2 separate regions of the Homo sapiens genome follow, and region 2 is linked to region 1. A link is a loop called in an ENCODE intact Hi-C map of the cell type or tissue named here. Cell type or tissue: mammary epithelial cell. All regions are shown on one strand. Each heading gives the region's core, and the rest is flanking DNA. Links, peaks and the distances in the headings are about the cores only. Region 1 has its middle 25 kb from the start of AOAH. Region 2 has its middle 97 kb from the start of AOAH.

Region 1 (5,386 bases), core at 116-5,115:
TTCTTACTTTCAGGGAAGTTTGGAGTACAGTGATCTAGGGCAATGATTCTCAGAGAACTGGAGCTTGCATAGCAACATGAATATAACTTGAGGTGCTTGTTAAAAAATAGAGGTTCTTGAGCTTCACTCTGAGTGTCTCAGTTTGTAAATTACCACAGGTGATTGTTGTGTGCAGGTAGGTGTTGACTCCAGGTCCAGCCCACCTCTCCCAGTCTCCATCCAATGATTGTCCAGCCCACTCATGACTGTTTCCAGAGAGGGGACTTCTAGGCCCCTTTCCCTGCCCATGGAGGTCACTCCTTGAATATTATTGTAAACCTTTGTCAAATATTGTCTCAACAAATTTAGGAATGTATATGCCTCTCACACCCAGTATTAAGACACAAGAATCAGACTTTTAAACTCAATTTTTTATGATATCATTCTAACAAAAGACTGTTGCCACTCATTTTGTCAGGAAAAAAAAATGCATTTTTGACTAATCTCTTGTGGACGGCCACGTTTATAGGTCCTTTTGGGGGTGAATGGAATTTGTGGATCCATCTGAAGACCACCATTTTGCTTCTCAAAGACTCCAAGTGTTAAGTGGTTGCTCTATTAGGAAAAAAACTTTTTTTTCTTCCAGAGAGGAGAATTAAAAGATATCCAGAGTCAACTTGACAGTGCAGAGCATGGGATCTATCATTCATAAACACCTCCACAGTCTCACAGAGAAGAGGAGGGAAAGGCAGCTGTCAATAAGAACATGGACCCATTTATTTGGCTCCCAAGGCAGAGGTGCAATGTAGGATTTTAACTTTTCCCGTGGATAGCTGGTGTTGACGAAGAGAAGAAACCTTACTTGAGACAATGAAGTTCAGATCATAAACATTCACAAGCATAAGGGAAAGCATGTACAATCATGATGCAATTCCCTTACACTCTGCTTCCACTGTTTGCTAATGAGCAATTTTATTTCTCTGAGCCTCACTCTCCTCATCTGTAAGATGGACTAGTCACACCTTCCTTACCATCCAGAGTAAATGGGAGAGTAAATGAAAACTGCCTAACTCATGAATGGCATTCAATCTACAGTAGATATTTTTCAGTTGTTAATAATGTCCTTACCAGGTCATTTTCAGATGCTCCTGAGTTAGAGTCAGTCAGGAATTTCTTTAATTGCTCCAAAAGGACACAGCATTGTCAGCCTCTTGGCTAGTCCATATTAATGTGATAAATTGGTCCCGGCAAGTGGGCTTCTAGCTTGTCTTCCCTCATGTCCCAGTCCTTGGTTTGTTTCCATCTCTCCATGTTTTTCTAGCTACTCCAGAAGCGAGGTCCTAACTGTTCTTGCCCTCCCCCTGTCATCCCTATCCTTCTAGATGCTTAATTCCAGACCATAAGGCTGGGCTCTGACTACCTGTTGTTGATGGTTTACTCTGCCCTCCAGGGGACCTCGAGGGTTTCTGCATGCCTTGTGTCACCCCTGAGAAGAAAGCAAACCAGTGACCAACACGTTCAGAGAGTGGAACTTCCCATGGAAGGGCAAAGCGTTGACTATTTCTGCTTTCTCAGAATGTTTTTTTGGGAATCTCCGCTTTTGGTCCCTGGTCTTTTGAGATATCTCTTAGGTCATTCTCTCTTTATTGGGTTGTTTTTCTTTCTTCTCTCCCAAGAAAGAGTGCAGAAAGTGGACCCAGCATTTCCCCAAACTGGAGACATTCCCTTAAACCCAGAAAGCCTTCAAAGAACCAAGATGAGGTACAGGAGAGAAAAGATACAGAGCATGAAACACACCAGCACCGAAAGTCTGGCTTCTTTAAAACTCCACTCCCTCTGGCTCTTCCTTGGACCCATGATCTGTGTTTCCTTGCTGGAGATCTAATAACTCTCCTGGGAACACCCCTGACTCTGACTGCCTGCCTAGATTTATAACTTTTACTTGCTCTAGGGGCTCCCTACCTTAACCACCCCTCTTCTGATGTCTATATACCACAGCTGGTCCTTCTAGATTTGAAAGCTCCCAACACTAGCATTAGAGAGAGAAATGTTGGTTTTGCCGTATGTCCCAGCCATAATCAATAGCTTCTCACTAACATGAGAAGTTATGTGCTCACTTGTATCTGGCTCTGCTTATGATGGGGAAGAATTCAATGGGCTTAGAGGATGAAGTCTATAATTCTATTCCCCAAACCACTTTACTAGAGAATTCTAGGCTGTTTAAAATCTCCACTGAATATTCTTGAAGAGAGGGAGAAAAAGAAGAAGGAAAACCCTTATCTGCTCTGATTTTGCATCCTGGAGTCTGACTCACCCCTGCAATGCACTAAAGTCAGGCAACAAAGAGAATCCTTTAGCGAATCCCTTGAATCATCTGTTCTAACACCAACCAGCTCCTGACCTCAGTGTTGGGCCCCATTCCCTGCCCCTTGATCTGGTATATGAATGTGATTTGCTTAGTCACAGTGTCTAGCCTCCTCCAAGGACTTGGGTTTGTGCTACCTGTGGGTTCTTCTCCTGCTAGACTTTTTTTTTTTTTAGCTTTAAAAACATTGTTCCAATTATGATGAAATATATGTAACAGAAAATGTAACATTTCAGCCATTTTAAATGTAGAGTTTAGTGGCATTAAGTACACTCACATTGTTGTGCAACCATAACCAACATATCTCTAAAACATTTTCATCTTCCCCAAACTCTGTATAACCATTAAGCAATAACTCTCTGTTCCCCTTTGCCCCCAAGCCCCTGGAAACCACCATTCTACTTTGTGTCCTTATGAATTTGAATGCTGTAAGTACTTCATGTTAGTGGAATCATACACGATGTAGTCTTTTATGTCTGGCTACTTTCACTTGGCATAATGTCATCAAGGTCCAGCCATGTTATAACAGATGTCAGCATTTTATTCCTTCTTATAGCTGAATTATATTCCATTGTATGGATATGCCACATTTTGCTTTTTTATTCGTGCATCAATGAACACTTGATTTGCTTGTACCTTTTGGCTAAGGTAAATAATGCTGCAATGAACATCGTTATATAAATATCTCTTCAAGATCTTCCTTTCAATTCTTTCAATTCTGGTATATCCCAGAGTGGAATTACTGGATCATATGGTAATTCTATTTTTATTTTTTAGAAGTTCCACCGTATTGTTTTCCATTATAGCTGCACCATTTTACATTCCCACCAACAGTGTCCAAGGGTTCCAATCTCTCCACATGCTTGCCCACATCTGTTATTTTCTGTGTGTGTGTTCTTTTTTAATAGTAGCCATCCTAGTAAGTATGAAGTGGTATTTCACCATCATTTTGCTGCGCTTCTTGACTAGCTCACCCACTATCAGCCCTTCTTGACTACCCAGCCCTAGGAGGCAGCCTGCCATGCTAAAGTCTTGTCTGGACCTATAGCAGGAGGACAGTAGTTCTTAGAACTCATAATAGCTCCCTGATACTGTCATTTGTTGAGCCAAATTGTTTCTTAAATCTAAGATATATAATATTTCACATGCACAGTTAAGGCACAGACCTGTGAGGAGGGAGTGGTCAAACAAGATGACTTACCGAGTGTTAGATATCTGTGAATGAGCACCATCTCCAGTTCTCCATTGCAAACTAAAGAAGCCCTCTCTCAGGAGGTTATGCAGCTGTAGGGCTCTTTATGTTACATGTAGCATGTCAGTAGAATAACCATAACGATGGGATAGAAAAATAGTGAGTAAATGAAAAAGGTAGACTGGCAGACTGGGGTTCATGTTGGCAGAGAGATGACAGGGACCGAGAATGAAAACAGAAACCACAATTTTCAAAACATAAGCCTCAGTTTCGAAGCAGGCCAATTTCTCCCGACCACACCGTGGTGGGCATCACAGACGATCTAAGTTCAAACCTTGAAACACCAGCTCTTTCAGGCCCATTTGTTCCCAGATAAGACCATAGAGAAATTGACCTGTCAGTAACTCCACACAGACTTGTGAATCCCAAAGATAAGACCACTTACTTTTCCAGAAACTCCCCAGTTTACAGAATCTGATGAAATCCTGCCAACACCATCCTGTGACTAACTCCAGCCCCCAAAGCTTTATTGGGTGCCCTTGTCTTAATCCACCCTTTTGAGATGCCTCAAGCTTCCCCACAGCGTGCAGTTTCCCTTGCTGTGGCGTTAATCAGCCTAACTTTGTTGACTACAGGTGTGTTCCAGGTGGTCTTAGGCTACAGGACATTGAAGAACATTAAATTACATGCAATGCCTAAAGCTAGTTCTCTGCAACTCCATGACTCTGGAAATGACCAAAGCCTCTCTTTCTGGCCACCTCTCAATTTTCCCCCAGCTCTCACCTTCTCTATCCTCTTTCTCCAAGCTCCTGAAATGCCACACTGGACACCCGGTACTTGTACTTTTATTTATGCAGGCTTCTTACAAAAATGAATAATTAACGTCATGAGAAAATTCTCAGGCTGACCTGAGAATAAAGCAATCAAGACCACATTAAAATTATATCTTTTTTTCCAAGACTCATTAAGGAGCTGTGAGAAAATCAGTACACCAACCTGTTGTGAAACCCCAATGTAATGTTTAACTAATTTTCTGCCTTTGAGCAATATCCCCACTATTAGCTTTCTTTTTTCCTTACTGGCAGTTTTACTTAATTTCTTTAAGGTGACATAATGAAAGAGTGAAAAAATGTACCCTGTGGTTCTGCAGCCACCCCCTACAGCTCCACTTTCTGACTCATGGCCAGGAGAGTGCTGGCTCTGTTTTTCCAAGTCCAAGGGGGAGGAGGGTACCTCTTCTGTCCACCCCTACTGCTTCCCGAAATCACTCTCTCTTCTTTCTGGACTTTCCTTAATTTACTGGGGAGAGTGACTGATCCTTCCTGGCAGCCTAGGGTGAAGCCTAGACCCCTTATTCGTACCTCCCCGCTTCTCTCCCATCCACAATGTTGTTTTGAAAGCTGTTTTGTTCCCTTGTCCTCCCTTGCTCCTGGTGGAATTGATGGGTGTACAGGAGGCAAACCAGTCCCTTCATGGCAAATTTCAACTGAGACAGAGAGAAACTTGGCCCTGCAACACGTAAGCTCAGGAGCTGTTGGCCTTCCCAACAAAAAACGAGGCAAGACAGTCCAAAGCCAAAGGGAGGATGAAGTAGAGGCTCAGAGGAAAGTAGAAATGACACCCTTCCTGGGCTCTTTACTGTGTCCCCCGGTCCAGTCCTGTGCCTTCCCTAGGTCCTGCAGTCTCTGTTCTCTGATTCCATGAGCCTCTGCAGTGCCCCATCCATTGCATTTGCTCAAGTTGGCTCCCATGGCTTTCTGTAACTTACAACCAGAAGAGCCTGAGAAAGGCGCCAGGCTTCTGTAGCTCAGTTTCATGACCCAGGAGAGCCTCACTCCCTATAAAAGGTG
Region 2 (5,386 bases), core at 254-5,253, 72 kb before region 1:
TAATGCCTGATGATCTGAGGTGGAACAGTTTCATGCCCTCACCCACATCCGTGGAAAAAAGTTGTCTTCCACGAAACGGGTCCCTCATGCCAAAAAGGTCGGGGACTGCTGCTTTAACACAATTTCAGACAGAATAAGCCAGGGATTAACACCAGAGTTTATATCTATTTGTTTCTTATTTATTGTATACGTATATGTTTTCTTTTTTTTTTTTTGAGATAGAGTTTTGCTATTGTTGCCCAGGCTGGAGAGCAGTGGCACGATCTCAGCTCCCTGCAAACTCTGCCTCCAGGTTCAAGTGATTCTCCTTCCTCAATCTCCCGAGTAGCTGGGATTACAGGTGTGTGCCACCATGCCCGGCTAATTCTGTATTTTTAGTAGAGAAGGGTTTCTCCATGTTGGTCAGGCTGGTCTCGAACTCCCGACCTCAGGTGATCAGCCCGCCTCGGCCTCCCAAAGTGCTACGATTACAGGCGTGAGCCACCGCGTATGTTTTCGTTAATTGTTTGGGTCTAGATTTTCTCAATGAGTCCTTTGGTTATCTCTATCCAGTCTGAGCCAAACTATTCCTCTGAGAATTGTGCCAGGTGGTTCTTAGCAGACATGGAGAGTTAAGATTCCAGGGTTAAAATCAGCTGTATACTTTCCCTTCCAGAATTCTATCTCAACAAAGCTCATTTCTTCCTAGGAGGATGCAACCAACTCCAATGCTATGCTACCACACAAATCCTTCTAAAACAGTTGCTAATTTTTAATCAACCAAATTTATATATTTTGAATACAAATTTTCTTTTTAAAAATATCAGATGGCATTTAAATATTTATTTCCTTCAGTGTTTCTTTCATTGATTTGTTTCAGAAACTGACAAGAACTTGTTGTTAATTGTGTTTATGAGTTTCATAATGAATAATACATTGTTTTTGACAATGATAATTATATTTCTCTATTTATAGAAAGCGAGTGCAAAGAAAAAAAAAGCAGTCATTTCCATATCCTCAATTATTTCATCTAACAATGCCTTCACATTCCAAAGAAGAGCTGTTTAGTTAGATTTTTAAAAACTTAATGTCTGCTTATGGTTTCCTTAACGAATTCCATTACTTTCGGTTGTCTCTTATCTTTTCTTGTAAGCATCACATTATTTACTCTCTTGCTGCTTACAAGCCAGTCTACATCAATATGTATGAATATCTCTCTCTTCATTTTGGCACATGTAAGAATAAGCATATCTTATTATGCCCATGAACACACATACACATGCGTGCAGACACATGTACTCAGACACACATGACGTACTTATGTGATCACATGCAGAAAGAATTTGTCTCCCCTAATCAAACTTGGAGTCCGTACAGTACAATAAATTAGCAGGGAAAAGTAGGCTATTGTTATTTGATCTTCTCCAACTCCATATACCATACATTTTTAAAATTTAGTTTTTAATCAAAGTTATACATGCATACTTATACAGTCAAATTGTTTTACCAGAATTATTACCAAAATCAAGCTGAACCAAAACAATAACCTGCTCCCCACCTACAACCTCAAGTTTCCATTCCTAAAAGGCTACCTTTGCAGCTTTTTAAACTATTGCTCTTGTTTTTCACCTGCGTATCAATAAATAACATATGATTTTTAGCACTACTTGTGATTTTCAGCATTAGGCAGCATAAAATGACTTCCCACTATGGAAGATAAGGATTTAGCTCTTTTTTACTCTTTGCCCCACCATTATCACATCTCCTCTCTCTCTCTCTCTCTCTCTCTCTCTCACACACACACACACAAACATTTCTCTTCCCCTCAAACTCCAGTTATACTTATGTCAAGTTTTTGATAAATTCAATATTTAATATTAATATTATAACTGTACAAATATAAATGCTATTCTCAGTTGAGCCACATAGGATATGCACAACTATTTGTTTTCTGCGAAATTAATAACTGGATTTTTTTTTTAACTGACTTAGTTTGATGGTTGATTTTATGTGTCATGTTGACAAGGCCATGGGTACCCAGTTATGTGGTTAAACATTATTCTAGCCATTTCTGTGAGGGGTTTTCTGAATGAGATTAACATTTGAACCTGTGGACTGAGTAAAGCAGAGTGCCCTTGCTGATGGGGTGGGCCTCATCCAATCCATTGAGGAAGTGAATAAAATAAAGAGGCTGAGAAAGGGAAAATTTGCTCTCTCTATCTTGGAGCTGGACCACTGGTCTTCTTTTGCCCTCAGACTTGAACTTGGACTGGAACTTACACCATCAGCTCTCCTGATTCTCAGGCCTTTGGACTCAGTCTGGAACTCTACCATCAGCTCTCCTGATTCTCAGGCCTTTGGACTCAGTCTGGAACTCTACCATCAGCTCTCCTGGGTCTCTTGCTGAATACAGATCTTGGGACTTCTCAGCCTTTGTAACTGTGTGAGTCAATTCCTTATAATAAATCTCTTTATCTTTTCATCTTTCTCCTTTTCTCCCTTTCTTTTTTCCTTTTCTTCCTCCCTCCTTCCTTCTTTCCTTCTTCTCTCTCATCTATCGTCCATCTATCTATCTATCTATCTATCTATCTATCTATCTATCTAATCATCTATCTATATCTATCTATCGTCTGTTTGAGTATCTTTCTATCCATCATCTCTCTTATTGGTTCTGTTTTTCTGGAAAACCCAAATGAATACACTTAGTTTCATTTATATTTGCTCAGATTCTTCCACAATCTTCAATATCTCCTCTCAATACTTTTGAACACATCAGGAGCAAAATATCCTCTTCTCACAGATATTCTCCCAGAAGCCACTGAACTGGTTGTGCTCTATCTTCCATGCACAGTGGGCGTCTAGGAACTTCCTTCACTATCATCCTAACCCTTTCCAATGTATCTCCTGTTTCTTGGATCCCATGGCTTCTGCTTTCTTGGTTTTTACCCTCATTTTGGATTTTTTAAATTGAGATAAAGATCACAAAACATAAAACTTACCACTTTAACAATTGTAAACTGTACAAGTGGTTTTTAGTATATTCACAATGTTGTGCAACCAATACCACCACTATCTAATTCCAGAATGTTTCATCACTCCCAAAAAGAAACTCCTTACTAATTAAGCAATCACTCCACATTCCACTCTTTCCCTAGCCTTGGGCAATCACTATCTAATTTCTGTTACTATGGATTTGCCTATTTAGGACATTTCATACAAATGGAATCATACAATATGTGTCCTTTATGACTGGCTTTTTTAACATAATATTTTCAAGCTTCATGCATGTTGTAGCATTTATCATTACTTCATTCTTTTTATGACTGACTCATATTCCATTGTATGAATGCACTAACTTTTTTTTTATCCATTCATCAGTTGATGGGGATTGGGTTGTTTCTACTTTTGGCTATGATGAGTAATGCTACTATAAAGGTAGTGTTAGTGTACATCTGTTTTTAGTTCTCTTGATAGTACCTAGGAGTGGAATTGAATTGCTAGGTCATATGGTAACTCTACATTTACCCTTTTGAGGAACTGCCAGACTTCCATAGCAGCTGCAGCATTTTGCATTCCTACCAGCAATACACAAAGGTTCAAATGTATACATCCTCACAAAAATTTATTTTCCTTTTTTTTCTTTATTATAGCCATCCCAGTGGAAGTGAAGTGGTAACTCATTGTAATTTTGATTTTCATTTCCCTAATGATTAATGATGCTGGGCATCTTTTCATGTGCTCATTTGCCATTTGTATATCTTCTTTGGAGAAACATCTGTTCAAGTTCTTTGCCCACTTTTAATTGGGTTGCTGTCTTTTGTTTTTGAGTTGCAAAGTTGATTTAAATAGTCTATTATTAGACCCTTTGTCAAATATATGACTTGCAAATATTTTTTCTAATCTGTGAATTGTCTTTTAACTTTATTGATAGTATTCTTTGGTGATGCAATTTTTAAAATTTTGACGACGTCCAATTTACCTGTTTTTTTGTGCTTTTGATGTTATATTTTAAAAAGTTACCTATCCAAGATCACAAAGAATTACATCTACATTTCCTTCTAAGAGTTTTATAGTTTTAGCTTTTATATTAAGTCTTTATTCAATTTCAAGTTAATTTTTTTCATTCAAATATTTATTGAGCAGCTAAGGAGATACAAACGTGATTTAAAACATGGTCAGAGGTGAGGCAAATGCACAAGTAATAGAAAGCAAAGGGCAAGGTTCATTGAATCACAGCAGTCAGAAGAAAAGTGCTTTGGGGAACCAAGAGTGACATGGTTTCCAGCCTGAAGAGGCATGGGTGGCAAATCAGAATAGGGAATTGAGATTAAAATAGAAAACTTTAGTCTGGATTGTTGATGACACTCAGTGTGGACTATATTTGTCTCTCCTTTTTCTCTCTCCCCACCTTTGGGCTTAATTTACTAGTAGTCCCCTGGACTGTTCAATATGCTTTTTGTATACTTGCTTGCATTTTTGCTTTAATGTCTTCTACAGAACTAGGTCCTTTAGGTGTTTTAGGAATTTTTTCCTGTTTTTTGAAGGATTCTTGTCCTTTTGATCTTGGTGTTGATGGTTTTGAGTCTTTTCCATTCTGATTTGACTTTTGTGCATTTTTGGCTCGAGTATCTTGTATAGATTTCTTCACGGGTGCTTTTTCTTCAGTTTCCTCATCATCAAAATCATCATCATCATCTTCTTCATCAGCAGCAAGTTTTACTTTTTTCTGTGGCACCTTGCTACCACCTCCAGGGGCAAATCACTTTCCATATATACTTAAGAGTTTCACATCCTCCTGTTCTTCATCTTCTGCCTCTGAATCTTCCTCCACAGTGACTAAGTGCTGTCCACTAATATGCACTGGCCCTGAACCACACTTCAACCGTAAGACTACTGGTGGTGTTATTTCAAAGCCCCCAAGGGAAACCGTTGGCTGTACAGACATTTTCAAAGTTGCCAGTGTGACTTTAATTGGACTGCCTTCGTAATTCATTGCCTCTGCTTCAACAATGTGCAATTCATCCTTTGCACCAGCCCCTGAGCTGACCGTTCTTGAAGATAACTGATGCTCATTTTCATCATTATCCACTTGAAAGTGATTGTCAGCCTTTAGTTCACAACGGAAAAGATTGTTCTGGGGTCTCAGGGGACTCATGTCCATGTCCATTGAGTCTTCCATTGAGTAGTGGAACGCACTCAGGTGGGAGAGAAGGCAGACGGAGATAAACAACTACTGCTCAAGAGAACAGCCATGCAGGACGGAATCACACCAGGGCTCAAGTTAATTTTTAATGTCTTGTGAGGCAGGGGTCCAACTTCATTCTTTTGCACGTGGATATACAATTGTCCCCACACTATTTGTTGAAAATACTATTCCTTCTCCATGGAGTGATCTTGGCACCTAGTT

What was found. Peaks named below come from ENCODE experiments on the same cell type or tissue, not always from the same donor. Only the 100,000 strongest peaks of a DNase experiment are listed, where the experiment ranks them.
Region 2: a loop joins it to region 1, with 5 times the contacts of the local background. A loop is called at or near these places in 2 of 110 quality-filtered maps.

What each region holds. Positions count from the first base shown.
Region 1 is chr7:36,746,768-36,752,153 of GRCh38, reverse strand. No RefSeq gene overlaps it. Among named protein-coding and RNA genes, the nearest start is that of AOAH, 25 kb to the right of the region's middle. In mammary epithelial cell, for the core only: no CTCF peak of the experiment used is centred there; DNase peaks (open chromatin) are centred at 2,373 and 4,723.
Region 2 is chr7:36,818,731-36,824,116 of GRCh38, reverse strand. It overlaps the pseudogene NPM1P18. Among named protein-coding and RNA genes, the nearest start is that of AOAH, 97 kb to the right of the region's middle. In mammary epithelial cell, for the core only: no CTCF peak of the experiment used is centred there; a DNase peak (open chromatin) is centred at 3,316; H3K27ac peaks cover 1,268 bases.